2 separate regions of the Homo sapiens genome follow, and region 1 is linked to region 2. Evidence: read pairs that join two places in POLR2A ChIA-PET (ENCODE). Cell type or tissue: Panc1. All regions are shown on one strand.

The links. Peaks named below come from ENCODE experiments on the same cell type or tissue, not always from the same donor. Only the 100,000 strongest peaks of a DNase experiment are listed, where the experiment ranks them.
Region 1: POLR2A ChIA-PET joins it to region 2 with 6 read pairs; 2 of 35 experiments call an interaction of 5 or more read pairs at or near these places.

Annotation. Positions count from the first base shown.
Region 1 is chr4:125,559,475-125,561,974 of GRCh38, forward strand. No RefSeq gene overlaps it. Among named protein-coding and RNA genes, the nearest start is that of MIR2054, 53 kb to the left of the region's middle. RefSeq lists an enhancer at 1,804-2,500. In Panc1, no CTCF peak of the experiment used is centred here; no DNase peak of the experiment used is centred here.
Region 2 is chr4:125,727,451-125,729,950 of GRCh38, forward strand. No RefSeq gene overlaps it. Among named protein-coding and RNA genes, the nearest start is that of MIR2054, 220 kb to the left of the region's middle. In Panc1, no CTCF peak of the experiment used is centred here; DNase peaks (open chromatin) are centred at 1,361 and 2,329; H3K27ac peaks cover 2,410 bases.

The DNA.
Region 1 (2,500 bases), 170 kb before region 2:
CTAATTTGTTGTTCTGAAAGCTTTAGTTTCTTTCTTTCTTTTCCCCTCCCTCCCTTCCTTCCTTCTTTCTTTTTTCTTCCCCCCCACTCCCTTCCTTCCATCCTTCCTTCCTTCCTTCCTTTTCCCTCCCTCCCTCCCTCCCTTCCTTCCTTCCTTCTCTCCTCCCTCTTTAAACTACCTTTGCAAAAAATTGAAACAGAAAATTAAGACAGTGAAAGAAATCTGACCAAACCAACTCCATCTTGGTTTTAATCTACAAACTGTCCTTGTTCATTTCTGGGCGTAGGCCAAATTAGTTTTGGGAGGAACATAGTTTATAGTTCAACAAACAAAATTGAAAACAGCCCTTTCCAAAACAAATCCCCTTCTTGGCTGGGGACTAGTCTGCCTTTTTAAGACTAACAAATTAGCTGCAAGATTAGAAATTATGGTTTGAAGTCAGGCAGTTGGAGGCTGCAAGATTCTGAACCTCACCAGTTGCTCCTGGGGATAACACCACTGTTGTAAAACCTGAGACCAGTGTTCGAGATATCTTGCAGTTCCCGTGTTTGGGAGCATCAGCTGACACCACCTGAATGGTAATCTGGCTCAACCAATTCTGTGATCCCACCAGGAACAGAATACAGCAAGAAAAACCCACTCTGAACCCCTATAATTTCATCTCCAACCTGACTAATCAGCACTCTCCACTTCCTGACCCCCTACCCACCAGATTATCCTGAAAAAACCCAATTCCCAAATCAGGGAGACTGATTGGAGTAATAATAAAACTCTGACCTCCTTACAGCTGGCTGTGTGTGAATTAAACTCTTTTTCTATTGCAATTCCCTTCTTTTTTTTTTTTTTTTTTGAGATGGAGTCTCCCTCTGTTGCCCATGCTGGAGTGCAGTGACCCGATCTCGGCTCACTGCAAACTCTGCCTCCTGGGTTCACGCCATTCTCCCCCTCAGCCTCTCTAGTAGCTGGGACTACAGGCCCCCGCCACCATGCCCAGCTAGTTTTGTTTTTGTATTTTTAGTAGAGACGGGGTTTCACCGTGTTAGCCAGGATGGTCTCGATCTCCTGACCTCGTGATCCTCCCACCTCGTCCTCCCAAAGCGCTGGGATTGCAGGTGTGAGTCACCGTGCCCGGACTGCAATTCGCTTCTTAATAAATCAGCTCTGTCTAGACAGCTGGGAGGGAGAGTATGTTGGGCAATTAAACTTCCTTCCTCCCTCCTTTCTTTCCTTTCTTCCTCCCTCACTCCTTTCCTTTCTCCCTTCCTATCTTCCTTCTTTCCCTTTTTCCTTTTTCTTTCCTTCTTTCTTTTCTCTTTCTATTCATTTATTTTTCTAAAGAAAATCGAGTGTCTGCAGAACGAAAAAAAGATTTCTTGAAATACTGGCAATAAGGGTCCTATCTGCATGAGAACTACAGGTCACACAAGAGGAATTCTAATGATAATTTTAGAATTCGTGGTTAAGTCCTCTGTTACCAGGAAGAAGGTGTTTCAGCCAAAAGGGAAGTTGATTACTGTTACTCTAGTTCTGAGAAGATTTATCTGGAGGTGAAAGAAGATGAGAGATACAATGCATTCTGAGGCAGGTGTGGGAGTAGGAATGGATATCTAGTAATATACAAGCTGGTGCTACCCTAATAGAGGCAGCTGTAGAATGAAATAATGTTCGAGAGCCAAACATGTATATTCACTCAAAGACCAGCCCATCTGAGGTGAGCTGGAAACCTGGTTTAAAAAAGAAATTGTTGTCCTCATTAGTGAAACCAACCATTCCTTGCTGTAGTTTGTCTCTTCAGTTTGTTGACTGTATCCTTTGCCGTGCAGAAGCTTTTCAACTTGATGTAATCCAATTTGTATATTTTTGCTTTGGTTCCCTGTGCTTATGGGGTATTACTCCAAGAAATTTTTGCCTAAACCAATGCCCTGAAGTGTTTCCACAGTGTTTTATTTTAGTAGTTTCATAGTTTAAGTTCTCAGATTTAAGTCTTTGTTCTTGATTTTTGTTTATATAGAAAGATAGAGGTCTAGTTTCATCATTCTGCATATGGATATTGAGCTTTCCCAGCACCATTTATTAAAGACATTTTTCCCCAGGGTATGGTCTTGGTACCTTTGTTGAAAATGAGTTCGTTGCAGGTGTGTGGTTTCACGTGCATCCGTGTGAAGAGACCACCAAACAGGCTTTGTGTGAGCAACATGGCTGTTTATTTCACCTGGGTGCAGGCGGGCTGAGTCTGAAAAGAGAGTCAGTGAAGGGAGATAGGGGTGGGGCCATTTTATAGGATTTGGGTAGGTAAAGGAAAATTACAGTCAAAGGGGGGTTGTTCTCTGGCGGGCAGGAGTGGGGGTCGCAAGGTGCTCAGTGGGGGTGCTTTTTGAGCCAGGATGAGCCAGGAAAAGGTCTTTCACAAGGTAATGTCATCAGTTAAGGCAAGGACCGGCCATTTACACTTCTTTTGTGGTGGAATGTCATCAGTTAAGGTGGGGCAGGGCATATTCAC
Region 2 (2,500 bases):
AATTTTAACTTTTGTAATAGATTTGTGCGTATTTTATGGTAGTAAAGGATAAAATAGAATAATATCTACATATATTTTACTCATTCATGACATATCTAACTTTTTATTTTTTTAGTTATTTCTAGGCTATGAGGTTTATCTGTGAGTTTTTTCAAATTTTCTCAAGTCTCCTGAAAATTTTCTAATATATTTGTTGAAAAAGATCTGTGTATAAATGGTCCTGCGCCATGAAAATCCCTGTTATTCAAGGGTCAACTGTATTTTGAAGAAAACCTTAGTGTTAATATAACAGATCTCTAAAGGGGCAATGATAAAATGTGTTAAATAAAGTAAAAGGGAAGATTGGACATTAAAATAGTAATTGGAATTAAACCCATCTTCAATGTACTGAGAACTGTGGCTCAGAAAACACCGGAAGTCACAATCTTTGGAAAAGAATAGACGGAAAAACCTTAACAAGTTATTTCTTATGGCATAGGTAGCCTTTTGCCCAAATCATAAGGCAGAGGAATGTTCTCCTGGGAGCCCACTTAGGGAGCGAGAAAAAGACAGAGCTGAGAATCAGGCTGGGACAGATACGAAGATAATACTGTACTTGGGGTTTATACCTCAAAAACATGTAGGGAGGAATAAAGGCAGCCAGAAACCAGAATTTAGTGCAACACTGGGAAACTGAAAGCAACAGGAGTGGAGTCATGGGATTTCTGTATAAGCAGAGACAGCCAGCTACAACTTAGTTTTACAGTATAGTAAGTGAATAGGTAAAGCCAAGGAGACAACAAAGCAGTGGAATGGAAACAGTAGCAGCAAAATTCCTTGAATTAGAAAAAGAACTCAAATCTAAAGGAAGTCTTAAAAACATTTTCAAGAATTACCTTTTTAGAGTTATTTCTCTCAGAATATGATCACCTTGGCAGTAACAAGCTTGGAATCCCCAAAAAGGATGAATAAAAAGCACCTGAGTACATAAATGCATAAATATGAAACAAAAGGAAAATAGGCAGAGGTCAGATTTCTATTGTAAAATATTAACCTATAATTGAATCTTAATATTTGTCTATTTATAGGTAGCTTGGGTGAAATTATACAAGTCACTTTGTGTAGGGAAGAGCTAGCATTTACTAGGAGAAAAAAAACACTTCATTTTACGTTTGCAATTTCATTTAAACTTTGGAAGAATGCTGATTCTGCATCTAAATCGCAGGACTATTAAACAGCTTTCCTAAGGCCTCATATCTATGTGAGTCAGTCTTGAATCTTACTTCCACTTCCCTGGCTGACTCCTCTCCAGGGCACTCCTTCCCATCACAAGTTGACTTTGGGTCTGGACACAGCATTGTTGCAACAAGAATGTAAACTAGAGCAACTGCTGTGCTTTGAATCCTGACTCAGCCACTCATGCCTCTCTAGGACTTGAGGCATGTTAGTTACTTTTCCTGCATGTCAGTTTCTGCATCTGTAGAGTGGGATGACAGAACCTGCCTCACAGTCACAGAGGGAGGATGAAATGAGATAGTGAAAGTCCAGCACTTCTTTGGAGCTCGCAGGACTACCATATCTTAAAGTTCCCATTAAATAACTGGACAGGGGCAAAGCTGCAGCACAGTATTACAAGCACATAGTAAGCACTCAATGTGAAGTTACTGTGATTCAAACAAAGCAAAATGGATATTTTTGACAATATTTATTGGCTACATATGACATTATTATAGCTCCTTCTACAAAAAAATGCAAGAAATCTTTGCATCCCACCAAAAAATAGCTAAAATGGGAATTTCTTATCATTATAATTCTTCATTTCAACTTTGTTTAATTATATCCTAGACAACAAGGGATTTAGTTTATTTTCTTTAGCTATTCTAGTAAAAGCTTCACATACAAATGTTCAGTTTCATTCACAGCTAATATTTTTTTCAATAAATAACATAATACTTCTTTTACAAAATACAGTTAGAATCTATATTTGTCTGGCTTATCATAAGTAGTCACAATTCTTGCTCCACATTCATTGAAGTTAATACAAAAACTTGTCAGAAAACCAACAATCTAACCACAGTAAGTTATGTAGATTTTAAAGTCATGTAGATTTTACCAAATATTTCAACCCCCCTTAACATAAACTTTTATAAAATACATTCCGGGCTGAGCATAGTGGCTCATGCCTATAATCCCAACACTTTGGGAGACTGAGGAGGGCAGATAACTTGAGCCCAGGAGTTCGAGATCAGCCTGGGCAACATAGGGAGACCCTGTCTCTACAAATATACAAAAATTAGTCAGGCATGGTGGTGCGTGACTGTAGTCACAGGTATTTGGGAGGCTGAGGTGGGAAGAATGCCAGCACCCAGGAAGTTGAGGTTGCAGTGAGCTTTGATTCACGCCACTGCATTCCAGTCCAGCCAGGGCAAGGAGAGTGAGACTGTTTCCAACACACACACACACACACACACACACACACACACACACACACACACACTCTTAAATTCTTTTAGTTTTACCC